Linked DNA regions of Homo sapiens: regions 1, 2, 3, 5 and 6 are each linked to region 4. The links are chromatin loops, found by intact Hi-C in ENCODE. Cell type or tissue: dorsolateral prefrontal cortex. All regions are shown on one strand. Region 1 overlaps ENPP6 (ectonucleotide pyrophosphatase/phosphodiesterase 6). Region 2 overlaps STOX2 (storkhead box 2). Region 3 has its middle 65 kb from the start of STOX2. Region 4 overlaps ENPP6 (ectonucleotide pyrophosphatase/phosphodiesterase 6). Region 5 has its middle 34 kb from the start of ENPP6. Region 6 holds the start of STOX2 (storkhead box 2).

The links. A loop is a pair of places that touch in the nucleus more often than their neighbours do. Peaks named below come from ENCODE experiments on the same cell type or tissue, not always from the same donor. Only the 100,000 strongest peaks of a DNase experiment are listed, where the experiment ranks them.
Region 1: a loop joins it to region 4, with 2.8 times the contacts of the local background. A loop is called at or near these places in 39 of 110 quality-filtered maps.
Region 2: it touches region 4 in a loop (1.9-fold over the local background); 5 of 110 quality-filtered maps call a loop at or near these places.
Region 3: it touches region 4 in a loop (8-fold over the local background); 76 of 110 quality-filtered maps call a loop at or near these places.
Region 5: it touches region 4 in a loop (2.6-fold over the local background); 3 of 110 quality-filtered maps call a loop at or near these places.
Region 6: a loop joins it to region 4, with 4 times the contacts of the local background. A loop is called at or near these places in 10 of 110 quality-filtered maps.

The regions. Positions count from the first base shown.
Region 1 is chr4:184,166,269-184,170,268 of GRCh38, reverse strand. The region is part of intron 1 of ENPP6 (ectonucleotide pyrophosphatase/phosphodiesterase 6); the gene reads left to right. Among named protein-coding and RNA genes, the nearest start is that of ENPP6, 50 kb to the left of the region's middle. RefSeq lists enhancers at 1,386-1,435, 1,576-1,625, 2,086-2,857. In dorsolateral prefrontal cortex, CTCF peaks have their summits at 1,485 and 1,689 (motif pointing right); a DNase peak (open chromatin) is centred at 1,668; H3K4me3 peaks cover 831 bases; H3K27ac peaks cover 692 bases.
Region 2 is chr4:183,985,247-183,989,246 of GRCh38, reverse strand. The region is part of intron 1 of STOX2 (storkhead box 2); the gene reads right to left. Among named protein-coding and RNA genes, the nearest start is that of STOX2, 82 kb to the right of the region's middle. RefSeq lists an enhancer at 524-1,310. In dorsolateral prefrontal cortex, no CTCF peak of the experiment used is centred here; DNase peaks (open chromatin) are centred at 1,026 and 1,576; H3K4me3 peaks cover 2,839 bases; H3K27ac peaks cover 4,000 bases.
Region 3 is chr4:183,838,165-183,842,164 of GRCh38, reverse strand. It overlaps a transcript of STOX2 not described here. Among named protein-coding and RNA genes, the nearest start is that of STOX2, 65 kb to the left of the region's middle. In dorsolateral prefrontal cortex, CTCF peaks have their summits at 1,526, 1,727 (motif pointing left) and 2,705 (motif pointing left); a DNase peak (open chromatin) is centred at 1,734; H3K4me3 peaks cover 511 bases.
Region 4 is chr4:184,098,253-184,102,252 of GRCh38, reverse strand. The region is part of intron 6 of ENPP6 (ectonucleotide pyrophosphatase/phosphodiesterase 6); the gene reads left to right. Among named protein-coding and RNA genes, the nearest start is that of ENPP6, 120 kb to the left of the region's middle. In dorsolateral prefrontal cortex, a CTCF peak has its summit at 1,772 (motif pointing right); DNase peaks (open chromatin) are centred at 1,802 and 2,619; H3K27ac peaks cover 2,808 bases.
Region 5 is chr4:184,249,499-184,253,498 of GRCh38, reverse strand. No RefSeq gene overlaps it. Among named protein-coding and RNA genes, the nearest start is that of ENPP6, 34 kb to the right of the region's middle. In dorsolateral prefrontal cortex, CTCF peaks have their summits at 2,262 and 2,462 (motif pointing right); no DNase peak of the experiment used is centred here.
Region 6 is chr4:183,903,403-183,907,402 of GRCh38, reverse strand. STOX2 (storkhead box 2) reads right to left here and starts at 2,096. Exons shown (of 4, transcript NM_020225.3): 1 at 447-2,096. The coding sequence starts at 612. RefSeq lists enhancers at 1,136-1,843, 1,844-2,553. In dorsolateral prefrontal cortex, a CTCF peak has its summit at 2,133; DNase peaks (open chromatin) are centred at 72, 1,002, 1,662, 2,092 and 4 weaker places; H3K4me3 peaks cover 2,714 bases; H3K27ac peaks cover 3,779 bases.

The DNA of each region.
Region 1 (4,000 bases), 68 kb before region 4:
TTGTAGAGACAGGGTTTCACCATGTTGCCCAGTATGGTCTCAAACTCCTGGGCTCCAGAGATCTGCCAGCCTTGGCCTCCCAAAGTGCTGGGATTACAGGCGTGAGCCACCTTTCCCGGCCTGAATGCTGATTCAAATAAACGAATTTCACAGAGGCATTTTAAAGATAATTATGGAAAACTCAATATGGACTGGGTATTGAATGATATTAAATAGTTATATTCATTTTGTTGGGTGTGATAACAAGAGTATGTTTTTTTAAAAGTACCTCAGTACTAGAGACAGGCACAGAAGTATTTATGACTTCAGATGGGATGTCTGGTATTTGCTTTAAAAATATTCCAGTGTGGGGAGGAAGACACAGGAAACCAGGGCGGAGCACTGTCCCGTGTTATCACACTGTTTTGTGCATTCGAATATTTTCATCATAGATAATTTTTAAACTAAATGTAAGCTCTTCGTGAGAGGTAAACGTAGGTAGTCATCACTTTTAACACAAAGTCGCTTGTGAGATTTGCCACCGGTGATTGGCCTTGGAGAAAGGGGCAAAGTCAGGCAGCTAAGGCCCAGTACTCAGAAGCCTCAACTGCGGCCTAGAGCCTTCATCTATAGTGGCTCTCAACTGGTGCCCTCCACAGCCAGGACCCTGCCCAGGAGCTGTGAGCTCAGAGGAGGAGGGCAAGGTGGCCAGAAACGTGATGACGGCAGAGAGAGGAGCCAGGGACAGGCAAAGGAAGCAAGTGACAGAAATCCCAGGCCTGCTGCTCCAGGCAGAGAGAGGGCTGCTGGCTCCTGCAAAAAGAAGCAGGGGTGAGGCAGGAGCCAGGAGAGCAGAACTCACCCTCCCCTGCTGCCCTCCCCGCGGCCCTGGCTGTAGCCCCAGCGTCTCTTCCTGGGGCCATGTCTTCACATGGGGACATTTCTTCCCAGCTCGGCCACCGAGAGGAATGGATTCCTCCAGCATGAAGAATCCTCCCGCCCAGCCTGGATCCTGGAGCCACGGTCACTGTGGCAGGAATGCGGCTCCTCGCTGGCCTGGCTAGGGCTGGATGCCACACTTTGCCCTCTCCCCAGAGCCAGAGAGGTTGGGTCACAGACGCTCCTGAATGGGCCATGCAGGGCGCAGGAGGAATTTCGCCTTTGGAGGAACAAAGGGGTGTTCAAAGTTAAACGTCCACTGCAGTGACCATTACAAATTGTGGTTTAAAAAAATCATAAACTCAACCAAAAGAGGAACTAAGAGAAGGAGGGAAAGAAAGGGCTGGGGTCAAGAATAATAAAATCCCAAATAAGAAGCACATATCCTAAAAGGGAAAATGAAACACAACAAGGGTTAGGAGGGTGGGGTGGGGGAATGAGGAAGCGGGGGGCACAGCACGAGACTCCCAGCCAGGACAGCCCAGGCAAGGCCCCGGCTCCAGGTTCAAGGCCCCGAGGCTCGCGTTTGCTGCAGCGCGTGGCCGCCTGCCCGCCGGCCCTGCCCGGGCTCTGCCTACATTCTCGGCATCTTCAGCACAGTCACAAGCAGCTGTCAGATTCCTGCGAATCCTGGGGGTGGCCTTCAAACCGGGAGAAGCAAACCCAGAATTCAAGGCTGGCCCAGCCTGGCGCCTCTCGGCGGACTACGGGGACGGCTGCGGGCGGTGGTGAAGACCGCAGCCGCCAGCAGAGGGCAGTGGCGGGCCAGCGTGGCCAGGCTCAGAGGGCTCGCTCCTTGCTGTCCGGAGCCCCGCGGGCAGTGTCTGCCTGTAACTTTCACCCCCGTGCAAAGCTTCCAGCTTCCTGTGCAAGGCAGATGCAACGTGGTGCTGCTTTTCTTTTCGTCAAGGGGATTTGAGACTTTTCCTCTGCAAATGGTCTGTAGATATCAAGTAAGAAATGGACTGTCCGGCCCCATCCCTCCCTAGAAGAGGATTTTTCAAAGTGCCATTTTTAAAAGTGGCCTTTTAAAAGGCCCATTTGATAGGATTGGCCTTTTCCGCGCCAGACATCGTGCGGAAGACATCGTGCCAAAGCTTTCCCTACCTGAAACCACTTAACTCTGAAAAAAGGTATGATTATCTCCATTTTTCAGAGGAGGAAACTGAGGATCAATAAAGTGGAATGAGTCGTGTGAGGTGGCTGGGATGGGATTTGAACTCTGGTTTGCTGGGCTCCAAAATTCCTTCCACTTAGGCCACATGGTTTTCACAGGTCCTCAGTTCCTGCCAGTTCTCATCCTACCTGTTCCTTCTGTTTTTAACTCAAAAATCTCCCCTATTCCCGTGGAGTCTACCGCTTGGACTGGGAAACTATCAGAAGGATGCAGCCCCCTTGAGTTGCTCTTTGATCCCTAAAGCAGATTATCTGTCAACAGCTTTTATGCAAAGAGCACCCAAGGAGGATTATAGACGTGAATCACTGAATGAGACCCAGTGTCTGCTCCCAGCACCATCTGTTGATATGCAGATCACCGGTGATCATTGATCAGGACAAACCAGCTGCGGCTGCTGTGAAGTTAACTCCTGAGACTTGAGAGGCTGCTCTCACTTCTCTATGGGCGCACCTGGCCCGAGGCCGTGAACTTGGGCAGGCCAGCATCATACCTACGTCACATATTCTAGCAATGACAAACAAAACTAACCAAGCTAGCAAAAATGAGCTTGCTTCCACTTGTTTCTTTCCCCCCAAAAAAGCGGGCGGGGGATGGTTGACTGATGGGTTCGTACTTGATTGAGCTGGTAACGTCCCTGATTAGTTCACACTCCTTAAGAGCTGGGTTCCATCATTCTCTATCAATTCCCGGCATTAAAAGTTGATCCACTAATATTCTGGTAACTAGTCTCTTCTGTTTGAAATCATCACTCATTGGCCATTCTAAGTTCTACTCCAGTTGAAAAGCTTGATCCCACTTTGGGAGGCCAAGGGGGGCGGATCACCTGAAGTCAGTAGTTTGAGACCAGCCTGGCCAACATGGTGAAAGCTGTCTCTACTAAAACTACAAAAATTAGCCGGGCATGGTGGTGGATGCCTGTAATCTCAACTACTCGGGAGACTGAGGCAGGAGAATAGCTTGAACCCAGGAGAAGGAGGTTGCAGTGAGCCGAGATCGCACCACTGCACTCCAGCCTGGGCACCAGAGTGAGACTCTGTCTCAAAAAATAAAGAAAGAAAAGCTATCCTAAATGTGCTTTTTTTTACTGAGTTAAATTTCCTATCCTTACCTCCCAACCCCTGCCCCAGGCACAGGTGGGGCAGCTGCGGGATGAGTGCAGTGTCTCTGCCCATGGCATGAGGAGAATTTCTGTCCTGGGTCAAGACACGGAAAGAGACATAAAAGGGGTACTCCCACCACCTGCAGGCGGAGCCTGGTTTTTGCCAAAGTAGCCACCTACTAGTGTGAGGAACGCAGCCAACCTGGTCACTGGGGAGAGGAGGGAGCACAGTGGGTGGGAAAAGGAAGCTTTATCACGAGCCAGAAGACGGAGGTGCTTCAGGATGGAGATGTTGGCTGACTTTCCTGTATGGAGGTAGACATGCCCCAAGTAAGAAGCTCCTCCCTCCAAATATCATCTACCATCTTTTGAGAAGCCTCTGTAAGAACTCAATAAAATGGGAGTGTGCCTCAAAAGAGATTTCATTTTCAATGCAGTAATTAATTATTGCTCTTTTCCAACTTTGCACAGCGGTGAAGATGAATTGGATTGTCAGGAAATTTCTTTGAGCTTTGTTAAAAATTAGCTTTCTAAAAGTAAAAAGTGTTTAAGTCAAAACTTCAGGGCTCACATTTTTGTCCTTATGCAGGAAAATTATTTTTGTTTCCTTTTCTGTATTCTGCTTGTTAAATAATTGCACCAAGCTGGCAGGCGCTGCAGAAACATAAAGCAATGCATTTATTTTTAAGTCCAATGACCTCAAAACAATGAGTGTGAATGTTCCTAATCAAAGATGTCTCCTCTTTTGGGGTTATTTTTGTTGCAGTCCCTACACTTCACACTATAATCAAAGCCCATTATCTCAG
Region 2 (4,000 bases), 110 kb after region 4:
TGGGCAACAAGAGCAAAACTCTGTCTCAAAAAACCAAACCAAACCAAACAAACAAAAAAAAAAAAAAAAAAAAAAAACCAGAAAAAATGTCAAATACTATTTACTGAATGCCTCCCTCAGAGCAGCGAGCGAGATAGATATACAGCTGAGGGAAATCTGGGGCAGTCTGATTATTTCCTATTGGCAAATCCTGCTGCTGTGGACTTCTCGGTCCCCGTGAGCAGCTCTGGGATGACCTGGGCTGGTGAGGTCGTGTGTGGTGGGCAGCCCACAGTGGGAGGACCTGGACTGCCTAAGATTGAGGCTGCGGGAGGAGCGGAACAGCAAGACTTCTCAGAGGACCGTGCACCCTCTTCACGGGTGGTGCTGACATTTCACCATATTCCTTTGCACACAACAACTGTTGAAATAAAAGCAGGGGAAACCTACCTGGCCCTTTCTGGACTGGCTCCATCCCCCAGGTAGCACTGACGCTAAAGCCTGGTGCATGCTAGGGAGCTGCATCCAAGCACAAGAAGGAGCCAGTAACAGAAACGGACGTCCTAGAATCTGGAATAAGAAGAAAGAGTAAAGTTTCAAGTCATAGTATCCTAAATGAGCATTTCAGATTGGCTACTGAGGGCCCGTGGAACACAAGAGGAATCTGGTACTTTACCTTCGTAGATCTACTTTTTAAAAATGAGTTCCAGAACTCTCAGCTCTTCTTACAATTCAGGGCTTGAGATACTGGTACAAGTTCAGTTCAAAAGCTGGCAAAAGGCACCTTAAAAAGGCTCTGTGAATGTACTTTGCTGGTAACGTTTTGAGGAGGGAAAAAAAAAGGAATCCTCTTTACCATTCTTTTATCCTATTTGCATGGAACAGCTGGAATCCTGTTCCATGCCTATCCCGTACATCACAGCCACTTGCTGAGCCAACATCCCACTGCAGTGCCTCGGAATCTGCAGTGTCACTCCTCTTCTGCTTGTTCTCTGCAAAGTGAAGTCACAGGGACGGATCAGCCAACCTGACTTCTCACTGCCCTGCCCAGAATCCTTTGTGAACTGAAATGAGTCATCGCTCCAAGAAAAGCTACAGCCTCTGTTTGTCTGTGCAGGCTCCTTTGTCTGTGCAGTGCGGAGACGCGAGGTCAGAATGTACCCCAGGCGCGGGGTGGCGAGGGGCACACTCTCCTCTCCAAGGGGCCCAGGTCCCCTCCCATGCATTAGCACCAACTCATATTTTTTTAATCATGAAAAAGGTAAAAAGGGCACATACCTCCAGATGCTTGAAGAGAGAACACACACATTAAAATTGATCTGGCGTCATATACTCACCAGTCCGTAATTAGAGACCTGCCACATTTTCCTATGTTGTGTTAAGGCTGGCTTTGCATGGTGACGAAGGACGCGTCTCCCTCCTGTGTGTAACAGGCGGTTCTACTGTACACTGTATCAAAGTTTAGCTGCAGTGAGCTATTTGTCATAAATTCCAGTTGCCGTGCAAGTCTTTGCAAGCCTGGGTCTCGTCATTCCCGACACACAGCCGTCAGGCTCGCAGCCCGGGCAGCGGTGGAGCTCACCCAGCACCAGCCAGTGCGGCTTCTGCCGCTGCGAGGAGGGCGGCGTGGGGAATGAGGTCACTATGTCAGGAGCTCGCTCTCAGCAGGAGCCTCTCCTGCGCTTACAACACAACTCCAATCGCACCGAGAAGTGGGATTCATGGGATTTGGGGGGTGGCTGGTTCCTCCCCTGTTTCTTAAAAATGTCTACGGCTAAGATCAGCAAGGTGAAAATGAATCACGTATCTGCATAAAAATGTCCTTTTCATTGCACTACGGGTGCCACGCTCATTGTGAACCCCAGGCTGAATCACTCACGTGTACACCTGCGGACATGCATTTACACACCGACACACACACACACACAGAGGAATTTATGCCAGCAGAGAAAACATGTAGTCTTTATTTAGAGTGCAAGAAGCAACACGTAAACATCTCAGGAGGAAGACGGGGGCGGCAGTTGAGAGAGAGAACACAATGGAAGGAGTAGAGCAGCCACATAAAACCCGAGAAAAATGGAGTCAGAGAGGCCAAGGAAACGAATCTCACGGCAGTGGTACTGCCGAACTCTCCCAAATCCAATAACGCCAAAACAGGCACCGCTCGCTGCCTCCGCTCAGGATCCGGATAACCGAAAAATTATCTCATTCTCAGAAACCCATAGAGGTGGGTGGCAGACGATTCTGCAGCAAATTCTCCCACATCCTCATGAACCCAGCAGCTCAGCTACCAGGGGCACAAAATGTGGGGTGCCAGCAAAGATGGGAAATGCACTGAAGCTCTTCATAAGGCGCCCCCGAAACTCAGAGTTACAGGGGTCCCCACGTGGGTCTCCCGGCTAAAATCCTGAAAGCGTCCTATCCTCTCCTGACTCCGGTGATTCAGCCTGTCCTCCAGAACCTCCCCCAACAGAGCTCAGGCTCTGGCAAAGGCCCCCCTGTGAGTTGAGTTCAAATCAGCGTCTCTTGTCACCCCTGCACAGTGACATCCATTCTGTCCTCGGGAGGCTACAAAACGTATAACCCGCTTCTGCGCCATCACCCATCCGATAGCTACAAACACTAACCAGGTCCCTGTGCCCAGATCAGCTCTTCTCTAGCTGCCTAGAGTCTGGGACACTCAGCAGGCATGCAGACTATATATTCATCTACTGATCCATTGAGATGCTTGCTTTGAATGTTATTAAATAAAACGTCTTCCATGCCCTCAACCACCTAACGCTTTTCACATCCTCTGCCCTCCTGGGGTCCCCCCTTTGCTCTGGTCTGGCGTATCCATTTCCCTCTGACGACGTGGCATCCTCCTGCTGAGTCCTCCCCGTGGCACTGTCTCCTCCCTGTCCTGGACTATCTGTCACCCTGTGACCCCCTTGAGAATGTGTTCCACACCAACTGCTACTGATGCACTTTTTAACAGCCTCATCAATTTTACCTTGTATGCTTGATCAGAAGCATATAAGGACCTAATAGGCCATATACAGATGAAAACATACATGTTTGGATATTAGAAATTATGACTACATTTTTATTTATACATTCTCATCCCTTTTCTTCAAGTATTTGTTTTTTTTTTCTTTCTCCACATACTTAACCAAATACGGTCTTGATTTTCCCTTCTAGGGTATGATTTTCTCTCCTCGTTGATAAGCCACTAGCTTCTCATGCATGCCACAGACTGAGCCTAGGGCCCAGCACCAGCGCCTCCAAACAAAGCCACTCGCCTTTCATCAAACCTCTTTAAGTCTGGCTGTGTTGTTGGATATAAATCCACCCAAACCCATGTAATCCAGCCCATTCCTGTCGGGCGTGGTCTGATCACTGTAAGGTCAGACAGGGTGCCTAATAAGCACACGCACCTTAAGAATGCAATGATGGAAGCATATAACAAATGTATTACAAATTCATATCTAAACAGACATATCTGTAGTCCTGGCAGTGTAAGAGCCTTCTGGGAAGCCCTGGGTCACTGTACCACCTCCTGACAGTTAAAGACACAAGTTTCTTCTATGATCTATGAAAGGTTAAATATGTGGAGAAAGAAAAAAAATCCAAATACTCGAAGGGATGAGAATGTACAAATAAAAATGTAGTCATAATTTCTAATATCCAAGCATGCATGTTTTCATCTATATATGGGCCTAGTATGTCTGTACTTAGAAACTCACATCATCTTCACAAGGACTCTGAAAGTTAAGTACTGGTGTGAGCCCCACTTAAAGAGGGGAACTCTCTTCCTGAAGCTCACAGAGCTGGTGAACGGCAGAGATGGGATTTCAACCCAAGGCAGCTGGCTCTCGAGTCTGTTCTTTCAGCCACTGAAAGTCAATTTTACCTTTTACACGTTTATGTATGCTGTTCTACAGACTTCCTACATGAATCATCTTCAACAACCATTGCTGTTGAAAGTCTGTTCTTTCAACAACACGTGTTACCTCTTGATAATTAAAATAAAAAAGCCACT
Region 3 (4,000 bases), 260 kb after region 4:
AAGACTGGTCTCTTCAACACTCAAATCTGGAAAGGTGGTAAGAGCTACTAGGGAAATGAGGAATTACCTGTGTGATATTTTAATGAATATATGTGGCAATGAGCATGAAAGGATCAAGTGGCTTCATTATCCATCTAACTTTTCTTACAGGGATTATATGAGGAAATTCATTACTTAAGCCACACACTGGCAAGGACACAGCCCTTGCTGAAAGTAAGGCTGGTATTAATAATTCCACAGTCAAGTTTTTTTTTCCCATATAAATGACTCTTTCAAATTGTATGACTCTATGGGAAAATTAAATTCCCACCATAAGCATTTACCTTACCCACTATTTTCCAATATCTTGATTATGCAAAGCCAACTTAGTATTTGATTTCATCATTCATCCAATAAGAAATTCCTAAAATAAGAGTTGCTCTGTATAATCATCTGGCATGTATTTTGGAATGCCTTAATAAGCTGTGTATTTTTTTCTGTCTCTATTTTCTCAACTTCTTACCTATTCTAAAAAGTTGTTTTAAATGTTCAAAAATAGTGAGCAAGGCAACTTACAAATGAACCTCATTTTAAAATAAGAAGCAGGCTGAGCACAAGAGATGGAGGAAGAAATCGCACGCTACCAAGGGTTCTGATGATTTCATAATACTACGGCGTGGCACAGTGGCTCAAGCCTGTAATCCCAGAACTTTGGGAGGCCGAGGAGGGAGCATCTTTTGAGGTCAGGAATATAAGACCAGCCTGGGTAACAGTGCAAGTTCCTGTCTCTCTAAAAATAAAAAATAGTAATAATAATTAGCCTGGTATGGTGGCATGCACCTACAGTACTAGCCTGGTGTGGTGGCATGCACCTATAGTACTAGCTACCCAGGAAGCTAAGTCTCCAGTAAGCTATGATCACACCCCATACTCAAGCCTGAGCCACACAGCTAGAACCTGTCTATAAATAAATAAATAAATAAATAAATAAATAAATAAATAAATACTACGATGAAAACTGAACCGGGCGTGGTGACACACGCCTGTAATCCCAGCACGGGAGGTCGGGGCGGGCAGATCACTTGAGCCCAAGAATTTGAGACCAGCCTGGGCAACATGGTGAAACCCTATCTCTACTAAAAATACAAAAATTAGCCGGATGTAGTGGTGTGCACCTGTAATCCCAGCTACTCAGGAGGCTGAGGTGGGAGGATTGCTTGAGCCCAGGAGGCGGAGATTGCAGCGAGCTGAGATCCCGCCACAGCACTCCAGCCTGGGCAACAGAGTGAGACCCTGTCTCAAAAAAAATAACAGAATACAATGAGTGAAACTCTCTCCCGCAGATCCACAGTGTGCAGTGTCTCTAAGAACACACTAACCACATCACTGAACTTTTTTTGTAGTCAGACAAAAAGATTAAGACCAAGTCTCAAGCCACTGAAGAGGGGCTCTGGCAAGTCTGAAATATGCATATGAGCTAAGCTTCAGAGTATGAGAATTATGAGAATTTCCATCAAATCTGTTTCTTGTGTTATAATTATCCTACAAGGATTTCTAGGAGACCGAGGGGAAAGCATGGCAATTTTATGCAGTCAAAATACAGCAAATAACCACTGCCACACACTCACCCCACACACTTACACACAAACACAAACGTGCAGAAAACCTCTGGTTGCCATTAAGTGTGTCAGGAAAGCATCACCAGTTTATCTGCAGTGATGAAGGGGCTACGTCAGATGGCTTCTGCCATTCTTCGCTTGCCCCCTGGTGGCCAACCACCTAAAGAAGGGCTCAGAAATTACCGAGAGAATTCCTCCTTCAGAGAACAGGAATTGACTGTTACATGGACAAAGAAAAGACATTTGTAACAGAACACAGAATTGTACAAATGGGTTAAGAATCATTATTTTAAATAATCCATCCACTCTCAAAAATTCAGCTTTTCAGACACATTGTCTATTTGTAACAATAAGGTATTAGAACGTTCCAATCTAAATACAAAAGACTTGATTCCAAAAGTTACATTATCAATTTTGTTTTCACAACAAAGCGGAGAAAAACTACATGCTTACATTTTTTGGCATCCCTTTTCCCCTAGTTCTTGCCCCCACAACCAACACACACACACACACGCGCACACACACACAGAGTCCATGAAAAACAAAGAAATCCTTGCACGCTGAGTGTTCACAGACCACAGGCCTTTGTGTTACTCGAAGGCAACATTTTACAAAAGGAAGAACAAACAAAACCCTTAGAGCGTTGGCCAAAACTCGCTACAGACTCAGTATCAACAATATTTGTAAATCCGAAAGTTTATCATTTCATAATTGATGTTTAAAAGTTAAATGGATTCTTTACTCATGCAATCTGCACAACATTAGGTGCCACATCACCATATGTAACTTATGGGAACCAAAACAACTCACATATATTTCAAATTCTTTCCATTATTAATTAATAGAAATTATCAGAATGTCCGAAAAAGAACATGAAATGCAAAGTCAAGAGGACACAGTTCGCGTTCTGGCCTCATTCACTCACTCTATTACTTTGCCCTGTAGACTTGCACACAGTCACAGTAACTTTCTCAACTGCAAAATTAGGGACTCGCATGGAGAAATCCCCTCAGGTTTCCTGTAGTACTAATGCTGGTTGTTCTAAAAGGAACAGCGGATGAGCCACAACTTTCCATTTCCCTCGTTCATGGTGCCCTCAAGTGGTTCAGAGTAAAAATAAACTTTTGTTGTGTGTGTGTTTTAATTCTTGCCTATATGCAGGAGAACGTTAAAGTCAGTGGCACCCAAACTTTTCGGATCAGTGTGATGGTTAATTTTATTGCCAACTTGGCTAGGTCACGGTACCCACATATTTGATCTGACACCTAGATGTCTAGATGTCTCTGTGACTCTTTCAGATGACATTAACACTTAGCCAGTAGACTGTGAATAAAGCAAATTACCTTCCATGATATGGGTGACCCTCGTCCAATCAAAGGCCTTAAGAGAAAAAGACTGACTTCCTCCAAGGAAGAGGGAACTCTGCTAGCCAACTGCCTTTGGATTGGATCTGCAGCACCCACTCTTCCCTGGGTCTCCAACCTGGCCTGCTCTCTGTGTGTGTGTGTGTGTGTGTGCATGTGTACCTGTGTGTGTGTGTGTGCGCGCGCGCGTGCACGTGTACCTGTGTGTGTGTACACACATCTTACTGCATCTTATTGGTTCTCTTTCTCTGGCTAGCACAATCAGTGATTCTCAAATGCTTACCAGAAACTGCTCATATATACCTCTCTCCAAAGTGAAGACTTCTGCAAGAAATGAGACTCACTGGTGATGAGTGTGTAACCACGTGGAGGAGGTGGAGGCAGAACAAAGGCTTGAGAGCCACTTGTATATAACTAAACAAGGCACACTCTCCTCAACAGTCAGTCTCCACCCATCCACAATGGGTGCCCCAAGTGGGGGCTGCAGAGAGAGGCCAAAACCCCTGGAATGGGAAGCACAGTTTTGAGCAAGAGCATTACTGTGCTGCTTTAAGGACATGGGGACTCACACACTGGCGAGGCTGTGGCAAAACTCTCACAAAGTAATCGGCCATTTGTGATAAGCAACTTGATTTGCTCATATCTTTGATGTAGTAGCTTCATTTTTATGTAAATAACAGATTTATCAACAAAGATTTATATAGATATGTTCATCTCGATGTAATTTATAATAAATCTCAAAACTATCTAAAAGTAATGAAATAATAAATCAAGACACACCCATAAAAGTATTGTTTATGGTCATTAAAAATATTTGAAATATTTTATGTATTTATTTATTTAACAAATTTCATTTATTTAAATATTTCAATATATGTATTGAATTATTTAAGTATTTCAATATATGTATTGAATTATTTAAGTATTTCAATATATGTATTGAATTATTTAAGTTTTTCAATATATGTATTGAATTATTTAAGTATTTCAATATATGTATTGAATTATTTAAATATTTCAATAAATTAAATAATAAAA
Region 4 (4,000 bases):
CACAGCTCAGCTCAGCACTCAAAGGAATCCTACAATGCTGAATGCAAACGGATGGGCCCTGGCAAGTGTCGAACAAACTGTATTTACTGGGTTTCTGATTCGGAGGTAAAGCGCAAATGTTGCATTTTCTTTTCATTTTAATGCTAAGGATGATTGAGACAAAGGCCTGGTCTAGAAATTATAACTCTTATCTCATAATTATTCCTTGGCTTCCCAAATCAATGCAAGCATATAACAGGCATTATCATGGGGAGCTGGCGATGGAGTGCAGGCGCCCAGAGAGAATGCAGGCACCGGCAGGAAAGCGCGCAAGCCTGAAGGCACCCTCGCAGCGGCTTCTCACCGCGCGTCCTGGTGTGGGGCGACTTGTTTCTGGTTCCTTCCTGTTAGAAATGATTAACTGGTTGAGGGGCTCATCAAGGAGGGTCCTGGCATTGCTGTCTACCCCTGTCTAGAGGAGGGGTCCTGGAAGGCACTGGGAAGTGCTGAACATATCACCCTGGGTGAAGATGTTACCTAAATTCCTAATATAGTGCTGACTGTACAATGGCCAACTTGTCCTGGTTTGCCTGGGACTGTCCTGGTTTTCAAACTGAAAGCCTTGCATCCCTGAAACCCTCTCAGCTGCAAACCAGGAGAGTTGGTCACCCTGTTTGGTTGGCAAAACCTCGCTAGCAAAACAACCCAGTTCCTCTCACCTCCTGGCTCTTCCAGCTGTCTCTCTCTGATGGCAGCTTTCTTTCCATCTTTCCCACCCAGGTCATTCAAGGGCTCCTCCGCTCTTGGAGTTCCAGGATTCTGTCACTGCAGGACCCTTGGAGCGACCCCACCCTCTTTATTTGGACTCCCTGTGTGGACTCCTCATCCTGATTTCTCCTCCCCATCTCCCTACCCCAGTGCTACACACACACACACACACACACACACACACACACACACACACACACAAGCTCACACACATAAACATTAACACACACGTGCAACACAGACACACATAAACACACACTCACATATACACACGCACACACATGCTTACACTCATGCACTCACACACTCTCATACACAGGCACATACACACTCATGCACACACACATTCACACACACATGCACACATGTGTTTACATGCATGTAGGTTGCATGCACACAGCTGCGTCCCCACTGACTGACTCTCCCCTCGGCCTCCTCCTGTGTCCCCACTGCTGAAGGCCTCCCTGGGGCCTGAGCCTCCCTCCCTCCTTCAGGCTCGGGCACCCACTCCTGGCACTGACTTACTCTGGAGTCAATGCCCAGCAGCTGCAGCCCCCTTCCTCCCTCACTAAAGCTGAGCTCTGTTAGGGGAAGGAGCCGCCCTCCACCTCTGTGGCCCCGACCCCAGAAGCCTAGCTGAGTTCCTGGCACGAATCCAGAGCTCAGTCCACATCCGTAGAACTGAATAAACCGGCCCTGAAATCATGGGCTTCTCCCACATGCTGGCAGGGACGTTCCACCATCGCCTGGGACTCCTCTTACCTGGGGCACCCCACTCCTTCTCTGCCTGCATGGAGTGAATTCCCTCCCCACCAGTTGAGGAGTGGGGAGACACCCCCTCCAGCACACATTGCAGGAGAACCGGGTGCTTCCTTTCACCCTGGGAGTTGGCTGCCCACCCTACAGTGGGATCCCACTTAGAGGCCCCACTCTGCCTGAACGCACACACACAAGCCCACCCTCTACCCTTTTTTCTCACCTTCGGCCAGATCTGGAGGGCTGGGGCGCCTCCCCGGATGTCACTAGGTGGCGCTGTGTGGCAGTCCCTGGGCCCCGCAGTGGCTGGATGGGGTCAGCAGGCCAACCAGGAGCTTGCGGATCCACAGATGGACATTCCCACTGTGGAGGTGGAGAGGTGTGTGGCGGGCCCTTCTTCATGGGCCTGGCCTCAGCTGTATGCCCTTGAGAAGATAATGTGAGGTACAAAGCAAAGGTGCTAAAAGCCACTGGCAGAGGAAAAAGAAGGAAATCATGGCTGCAGCATTGTGAAATGAAGGCTGAGTCCATCACTTACACCACACAGTTACCTGTGCACCTGACCCGCCAGGTGGCTATGATTTTTTCATCAGTAAGAGCAATTGTTTTTCTGGGGCAACTTGTTATTTTAATAAAAATGAGTGGATTTACCTACGACTAGAAAGATCCAAAATCACTTTCAGGGCTGGGGTTTTTCACTGCTTTGTGTGTTTATTTGTGGAATCTAGGCTGTAAGTCTTAAATCAGGCCATCAGTCTTCACCTATCTTGCTTCTGTTCTTTGCCATGGGGCACACACAGACTATGAGGTTCATAATTGGTGAGGTTGTTAATAGCAAAAGTGTTCTACTTCGTGCTTCAGTGCTCACCGCCTTGTAGACTGTGAGAGGGAGAAGCAACACATTAAATCAGCTGACGAGACTAAATTGGGATGTGTTGTGATCATCACCATGGACAGATAAGGAAGAAAAAGAGAAAGTTAGAGATGCAGTAAGTGAAAGAAACCTTCCCATGGAAAAACACGAACCACAGCTGGAGAAGGAGGGACGAGGGATGCGGGAAACTCAGGAAACAGAGAAACTTGGAAAGCTGCAATGCGAGGGGGCGATTTATGGGGTGAGAGCAGATGGCTGTGCAATGTGATATGACAGCTAAATAAGCACAAGCAGGCTCAGCCCTCACAACCCACACTGCCCGGCTGCATACTGCCCGGGCACCTGGCCCCATGGCCAGGGGCATCTGCGGACCAGACCGTTGCCACCTATTGAACACCTATTGTGTGTCAGGGACTTAGCACACAGTCATGACATCCCCCACAGACCCTGCAAGGTGGCCAGGACCAGCAGGGAGACTGCAGCTCAGAGAAGTGAAACAGCCAAGATCCCAGAGCTAGAAAGTAGCAGCTGGAATTTAACCCACCTAACTGCACCAACCCAGTTCCAAAATCCTGTTAGTGCTTTGTGTCTGGCCACACTCCGTGAGTGAGGATGTGAAGTGCAAGGTGACACCTCACTGGCCGCTGCCAGCAGGAGCACTGCAGTGACCTCTGGCAGTGTGGAGTGGAAGGGGCCCAGGCACCGGGAGATAGATGACCTGGGTTCCAATCCCAGCCCTGCCTTGCACTAGCTGTGTGACTCTGACTGTCACTTAACCTCTCTGAGCCTTAGTCCCTTCAACTACAAAATGGGGCAAATGGTATCATCCCCACTGGGATGTTGTGATGGTTCAGTGGACGTTGGTGTCAGCTTATGGCGAACTGCTTGGCTCACTAAACACATGATACTAGTCTTGTGAGCCAACCTGTAAATTGCTGGTAGCTTAGTGGTCTTGATTCTACTCATTCATCACGACCAGCAAATTCTACCTCCTGCATTTGAAATAGTAAATATTTGTAATATTGAAACCTGCCTAGCAAGGATGGGCCGTTCGTCCTTGGCGAGGTCTTAGAAGAATGAGTGGCTTCTGAGGTGCATGGCTAGGCTTGTGCTCAGCTGGCTGCAGCCTCTGTAGGACTTGCAAAGCCTTCTCTCAGCCCTCTATTTCATAGCAAGTGATCAGCTGTAGTCTAAGAAAATTGGGTTCCAAAGAAAAGAAGTGTGTCGGGAAGTGATGGTTCCGGAACCCATCCCAAAGGAAGAGTGGTTGAGGGAAATTAAGGTCTGTGAAGCCTGGACAAGGGGAGCAAAGGTGCCATCTTCCAGTGTGCTCATTAACGGAGGAGAGGAGGCTGGCTTGGAGTTGCTCCCAAGGGCAGGGCCAGAAGGAAGAAAGGCAGGGTGGGCTGCATGGGAAAGGGAGTTGGGATTTGCTGAGGAGACCCTTCTGGGTCCGGCTGCTTTGCTAGGAAATGTGATTAGATAGATACTGGTTCCCTAAGATTCTCCATCAACTGGATATCCCGCCATTCGGTTCAATGCTGACAACAATACCTGGAGTTAGAGTGGGCCTCACAGGTCAAGGGGCTCCATCCCACAGGACAGCCCCCACTCAGAGGCCAG
Region 5 (4,000 bases), 150 kb before region 4:
GTTTACAAACCTTAAGCTAGAAACAGAGTGCTGATTGGTGTGTTCACAAACCTTTAGCTAGACATAAAAGTTCTCCAAGTCCCCACCCCACTCAGGAGCCCAGCTGGCTTCGCCTAGTGGGTCCCGTGCCAGGGCCGTGGGCGGAGCTGCCCACCAGACCCGCACACGGCGCCTGCACTCCTCAGCCCATGGGTGGTCAATGGGACCCGGTGCCCCTGAGCAGGGGGCGGTGCCGGTCAGGGAGGCTCGGGCGGTGCAGGAGCACATCACGGCGGGGGTGGGCCGCTCGGGCATGGCGGGCTGCAGGTTCCAAGCCCTGCTCTGCGGGGAGGCGGCTGAGGCCCTGTGAGAATTCGAGTGTGGCACGGGCGGGCCGGCAGTGCTAGGGAACCTGGTGCCCCCTCCGCAGCTGCTGGCCTAGGTGCTAAGCCCCTCACTGCTGGGGCTGGCAGTGCCAGCCTGTCACTCTGAGTAAAGGGCCGCCAAGCCCATGCCTACCTGGAACTTGCACTGGCCCGCGGGCACCGCGCGCAGCCCCGGTTCCCGCCCGGGCCTCTCCCTCCACACCTCCCTGCCAGCAGAGGGAGCTGGCTCCAGCCTCGGCCAGCCCAGAGAGGGACTCCCACAGTGCAGCGGCAGGCTGAAGGGCTCCTCAGGCGTTGCCAGAGCAGACTACCAGGCTGAAGAGGCGCTGAGAGAGAGCGAGGGCCACCAGCACCTTGTCACCTCTCACTGGGATCCACGTTCTAGAGTCTGAATCTCAGTTGGATGTGAGACTTCTGAGCTCATGGTACAAACGAGGCTTACTGGCAGGTCACTTCTGATTAGGAAGAGTGACTTCAACGTCTGTCAGTATTTCCGTTTCCTCCAGAAGAGCAAATACAGCATAAAGTTTCCTATTGCTGTTCTTAGAAATGTATCAGAAATTGAGCAGCTCAAAACAACACAAATGTATTATCTTACACTCTGGGTTGTCACAAGTCTGAAACGGGTCTCCCAGGACTGAAGTAAAAGTGTTGGCAGGGCTGGGTTTCTTTCTGGGGGCTCTAGGGGAGAATCCTTTTCCTTGACCCCTCCAGCTGCCCACGTGCCTTGGCTTGTGATCCTCTCCCTTTCCCACCAGACAGCACCAGACAGCAGCAGCTGTGCAAGCTCTTCCAGTTCTTTTCATGACACATTGCTCTGACCTCCTCTTCTCCTTCCCTCTTCCACATTCAGGGCCCTTGTGATTCCCCTGGATGGACCCCAATAATCCAGGATAATCCTATGGCAACTTTAATTCCATCTGCTACTTTAATTCTCCCTTTTCATGGAACCTACTTCATCTACAGGCTCTAGGGATAGGACGTGAACACTTTTGAGGGGCCATAATTGTTTTAGGAGTTATTAAGAAATTATTTTAGGCAGAGAGGAAGAGGGGTCCTTGGGAAGTTTTTTTTTTTTCCTTTTAAAGCAGCTCCAGAAACATTTCTTGTCTAGCAGGAAAGCCCCAACTCTTAGTATGGGAGTTGGGGGGCAAGCTTTGATACACAAATGCCAGCTGTTAGAAACTGGGTCCACCCAAACATGGCAATTCCCACTGTCTTCTTCTTGCCCCCTATGTGCCTGGCAACATGGCCGCCCCCACATATACCTACGTGTGTAGAACATCAGGGGGCCCTGCATTTGCATATCAAAGGACTAGGATGGGAAGGCCAGTTTTTTCCACTGGGCTATGTGAATGACATGCCTAGTGAAACCAATCCCTGAGCCCTATGCAAATCAGACACCGCCTCCTCCAGCCTCCTCATATAACTGGGGGTTTTCCACCACACCCAGGGTTCCCTCTTTCGGCTTGGAGATCCCTCCATCTGTCTCTGTACAGGGGGAGCCTCTTCCTTCTTTCTTGCCTATTAAATTCTCCACTCCTTAAAACCACTCCACATGTGTCCGCGTCGTTTTATTCAAACTGGCGCGAGACTAAGGACCCTGGTGTTCCTCCAGTCATGGGAGCCATATCGTTACGTCTACCACGGGGCAGCTCCAGTTTGTCAGGATACCTTTGACATTTATGGTCTCAACAGCTGAAGTCCATGTCTTCAGCTATCTGGGAGTGACAATGAAGGTGCATGATTTGTCATTGCTCGCCGTTTTACTTCTAAACGCTTGTGCCAAAGCCAGTAAGGTACTAGCGAGTAAGCCTCCCAGTTGTGACGTCTCAACACCTTGCCAACCTCCCAGTTGTAACGTCTCAACACCTCGTTGCTGATCTCATTTAGTGATACTCAGATTAGTTCTCACAGTAACCCTTTGAAATTGACATAATCCTTCCCAGATTCATAATGAGGGGACTTATGAAATTATATGCTACAGTGATACCTCCAAATTCAAGGACTCTTTCTATATTCCCTGCAAAGGTGTAAAGGTTTTATGTCCTTAGTGACTCCAGTCCCTTGCAGGGTTCTTTTTTTTTTTTAATCTTTGGCCACTAGAGGGAGACAGCTCTTTGAAGAACTGAGGCCATTTTGCACGTTTGTGGGTATAGATGGAGGAAAACACTGTGTTTAACAACAGTATCCAGGCTGGGCACGGTGGCTCACGCCTGTAATCCCAGTACTTTGGGAGGCCGAGGAGGGCGGATCACCTGAGGTCAGGGGTTCGAGACCAGCCTGACCAACATGGAGAAACCCTGTCTCTATTAAAAATACAAAAAATTAGCCGGGCTTGGTGGCGCATGACTGTAATCCCCACTACTCGGGAGGCTGAGGCAGGAGATTTGCTTGAACCCGGGAGGCAGAGGTGGCGGTGAATCGAGATCGCGCCATTGAACTCCAGCCTGGGCAACAAGAGTGAAACTCCGTCTCAAAAAAAAAAAAAATTGGTATTCAGGGCTGACCTAACAGGTCGAAAATGAAGGGGATCATGCCTGCCCTTGTGCTCCGTGCAGACCTCAATGGACAATTTTCCCCAGCATCTTCAGGGCTCATACTTCCATAGTAACAAGTGCCATTCAGACCAAGGTCTTTTTTTTTTTTTTTTAACCCAGCCATCGACGCTGTAACATTTTAAACAATCTTCTCTATCTTTGAAGCCTACTTCGTGGAAAGAAAGGCCAATAAGTGATCAGAACTGACACTATGTAAAAACATAGAATCTCCAAAATTCGAAGTCTCTAAGTGCTGCATGTAGGATCTAAAACGGTGGGCATTGCTTACCTAGACAAGGCGTGTTCAAACCAAATGTCATCTAAGATTGCTCCAAACTGGGAATGAGGATTCATTTTCTCTGTTAGAGAGTTCTGGGTTCCCGGTCACCAGATATGCTCCTGACACCTCAGAGTGTACAATATGCGACTTCTGTACTAAAGAGGTTGCTTCCAATGAGGTAAAATGTCTAATATGGTAATCATGTGCGTCTAATTAAGGCTGTATGCACAAAAATCAGCCACGATGCCAAATAGCCAACTTAGGAACACAGGGACCACAGAGAGAACTCAGTAAGGATGACGTGGAATGACTTTAGTTTAATGCTGCGTATGACAGATCTTTATGTTATTATTAGAAAAGTAATTATATACTTACCTTTTAATGTTGATTTAAAACTTAATTAGCTATGACCAGAGGATATTGGTTGTATGATACCAATTTTGAAATTTGTTATTTTATGGTCTATTTTTCATAGCTATTCCATGTATACTTGGAAAAAATATGAATTATCTGTGCATTTGGTGCAATGTTCAGTATCTATCCATAAGATTATTCCTGTTGATTATGCTGTTAAAATATGCATCTTCAATGATTTTGAACTATCAATTACTTGGAGAGGTGTTCTGAAATCTCGTCTTTTCATTACGGCTTCTCCTTATCTCTAGTTATGATTTTTCCTTAAACTCTATTTTGCCAGATGTTCATATAGCCATGCCTGTTGACTTTTGTTTAGAATCTATATGCTGTGGCTTTTCCTACCTTTTTATTTTCAATGTTACCAACATAGCCTTACATTTTAAACAATACTTATAAGT
Region 6 (4,000 bases), 190 kb after region 4:
GACTCAGCCCATCCAGAGCTGCGCATGGAACCTGTTCCTTTTGGAGAACAGGGGGCTGCTGGAAATACCCACTCAGATAACCGGCCACAATGCAGCAGCCAGCAAGCCTGGCACTGCAGGCAACCCTGGGCGCAGGATCCTCCACAAAGCTCGAGGAGGCTGCAGCGCCGGGGCTTGCAGTCATTTATCTCCCTGCAGCCAAAACGCCCGGCTCGTCCCCCCTCCCTCGTTTTACCTAACTAATAGCTCTCCAACCCCATATTGAGAGGGCCTGCTGTGGATCTTGGGAGGTACAAAATGGTGGATGGGAGCTAATTTTTTCCTGCTTTCCCCATAACTTATCGCATCCATCACTGCCCGTCCTCTCCTCCAAGCACCCGGGCCGCGGCGTACCGAGCACGTCCCGCGGCCCCGGCCCGGGGGCAGAAACGCGGTCACCAACCAACCTGATGTCATGTAGCCCCGCGAAGCCTGGGGCGCGAAGGCCGCGGGGAAACGCTTGTGCAGGCGGTAGTCCTTCTCGCTGCGGGACCTCATGCGGTCCGAGGCCCGGTCCGAGAAATCCGAGCTAGGCCAGGCTCGCCGCAAGGTTGTGCTCCGGGTCTTCTTCATGGTGGGGAGGGCGACCTGCCGCCCCGATCCTCGGGGCCTCAGCGCCGGGGCGCAGCGCGCTCCTTCATCCGTCTACGGCGGGCACGACCCGGGCGGACTCTGCGCACATTTTCCCAGCCCCTCCTCGTCGGCGTCTACACCGCCAGCGGCGGGTCCGGCCCTCCCCACGCCCCCCCACACCCCCACGGCGAAGGCTCCGATTTTACACACGTCCCACAATGCATTACACTTCATTTGCAATCCGCCCGGCTTATAGCTTCCAGATTCCTGGGGGGAAAGGCACGTTAGGAGGCTCCCCGGCCGGGAGGAGGCGGGGAGGGGGCGGGCGGGGTGGGGGCGCCGAGACTTGCAGCGTGAAGGCAATGGGAGCGCAGACAATGGCCCGATTCAGCGCAGGAGTGCTTGGCCAACTGGGAGCCACGGCACAAAAGACCCAAACAAATGAGGCAGCCGAGGCCTCCGGGGCTGACCCGGGATCGGGCGTGCGGGAGGCCGGAGGGGCGGCGGCAGACCCTCCGCGCCGGGCAGCTCAGCGCGAGGCGTGGGGATGACAGTGTCCGAGTCGTGTCCCCGCGGGCCTATCAGCCGCACGGCCCGCAGTCCCCGGCGCTGGCTGGCTCTGCCTCCGCTGCAGTCCCCGGGAGACAGTCTTCATCACAGAGGCTCGAGCGGGGGGCGCGTGTGCACAGGATCCGAGCAGGCTCTGCAGACAGCAGCTGCGGCGGGCGGGCTCCTGCGGAATCCAGGAAGAGCCCGCGTCGTCCCCGCGACTGCAGCGCCTCGTCAATCTTCCCCTTGCCGAGGCTCCGGGCGCTGTGCGTGCGCGCGGGTGGATGGCTGGGTGGGTGCGCCGACACGCATGTGCCCCCTACACATGCATGCTCCTACTTACTGGCCGAGGCGGCGCCGGAGCCATGGCTGCCAAGGACGCCGAGCCTGCGATCGACCCCCGCGCGGCGGCAGCGCTGCTCCGGCGCGAGCGCGCGGAACGGCTATTGAAGGGCAGGAAGCAGGACAGCCGCCCAGTCTCATGCTAATCACCAGGCTGCCTTAAGTTAGAACGCGGTTCCCATCAGGCTTCTCATTTTCATGTAAAACACCCGGCGGCGGCGCGGGGACCTTGGCAGCTGCCCCAGCCTGGAGCCAGCGCTTGGATATTTACATATTTTTAGGATGGTCCCTCCCGCTCGGAGAGAGACAGCGAGCCAGCCTTCGTGGGAACGGGGAGATCTGCGGTGCGCTGCCTGGCCCACCTGCGCCAACCCCAAAGGAAGCTAAAGCCAGAGGGAGGGGAGGCCACGGCGAGCTCCCCCACAACCGCACACGCCGGGGCGCCGGGTCCACGCAGCCTGGAAGACGCAATGCAAGTGGCCTGCAGCGCTTCCTCTCTCCCTCTGGAGTCCCGGTGTAAGTCACCGCCAGCCCGCTACGCTGCATTCAGGTCCACAGCTCTTTAGATGGCACGGCTCTGCACAGCTGTTTCTGGTCCAACAACCAATCGCTAAAGGACAACAATGCGCGCGGCGCGCGAGGGGAGGAGGGGCCAATGCGCCGCCCGGGCCTGGGCGCTGGGCCCGGGACGCGGGCCTGGGACCCGGAGGTCACGCCGAGTTAAAGGCGCCCAGCCACGTTGCTGCTAACCCCGACCACGCTTTGCACTGCCGTTCATTCAAAAACGGTTATCTCCTCGATTTGGGTTTTCAAAAATGCTTTGGTACAGTAAACAACGACAAAAATAAGCCCGATTTCCTTTTTCAGCGCTGCATTTGACATGTTGGTGCATTTTTTCATCTGTGACAATGCAACGTTCAAAATCATATTTATGCTGTTGTTTCATATTCACAGGTGCCAAGATGCAGAGACAGGGATATTAAATCTTTATAGGGATATGCTTCTAACAGGCTGATATCGCAAAAACAAGCCAGTGGATTCTAGCTGGTTAGGATTCAGGAAGTTCTAACACAATCTGTGCTATTCCAAGGCTTGAATTATTTGAGGGGGGTAGCAACTATCTTGAAGAACCAGGCAGAGCAGGATGGCGTTAAGCCACAGGCATTATAAAATCTAGAATTAGAGCTCTCCTCATTCAGATCTCAAGACCGCCCTCTATAACCTGTGGCCACTGTACTACCTCTTGGGATACCCAGGGTAAATAAATAAATAATCACTAAGTAGCCTATGGAATTTATATTTACATAATCAAAATGTATTACTGTCAACCAATTCACTAATGTTCTGTGGTTTTTATTTTTAATTGGGAAAGGCACTTCTAGTTCAATGTCTTCTTTCCTGTAAGAGAACTGCTAAGAACAGAAAGATTACAGCTTTAGAAGTTATAGAAGGCACTTTTAGTTCAATGTCTTCTTTCCTGTAAGAGAACTGCTAAGAACAGAAAGATTACAGCTTTAGAAGTTATAGAAAGCTAGCTGTATAAAGCAGGGATCCCCAATTCCCAGGCCATGGACTGCTTGGATATTTACCTACCCCACAGATATTTACGGACCCCGTGCAGCTTCTAGTCCTCGGCCCATTAGCAACCAGGCAGCACAGCAGGAGGTGGGTGGTGAAGCTTCATCTGTATTTACAACAGCTCTCCATTGCTTACTGGCATTACCTCCTGAGTTCAGCCTCCTGTCAGATCAGTGGCTGCATTAGATTCTCACAGGAGCACGAACCCTATTGTGAACCATGCTTGGAGGGATCTGGGTTGCGTGCTCCTTATGAGAATCTAATGCCTGATGATCTATCACTGTCTCCCATCACCTCCAGATGGGACTCTCTAGTTGCAGGAAAACAAGCTCAGGGCTCCCACTGATTCCACATTATGGTGAGTGTATATTTATTTCATTATATATTACAATGTAATAATAAAAGAAATAAAGTGCACAGTAAATGTAATGCACTCAAATCATCCCAAAACCTTCTGCTCTCCAACCCTACCCCCACCCCAGTCCAAGGAACAACTGTCTTCCACGAAACTGGTCCCCAGTGTGAAAAAGGTTGGGGGCCGCTGGTGTAAAGGACCATAAGGTAATAACAAGTTGTATTAATGAATGTAGGAGAACTGACATTTAGATATCTCAATTCAACAATTACTCAGTACCTCCCAAGAGCCAAAGGTGGTTATATGAATGATTATAATAGCTATGACTTAAAGCTAATGGTGACTGCTGTGGCAACTGTGATAGTCATTCATTCAGCAAACAATGGCTGACTGTCTAGAATACGCAAGCCCTGGGATGGGTGCTGGGCAAACAGAACACCACACATGACCCTGCAGCAAACCGTCTAGTATGGAAGAGAAACAGTAGGCAAATAAATGCAGAAATTGTGCTAAGTTCTATGAAGAACAATAATCTCTCTAAGAAATGACAGTTGAGCTGAGACC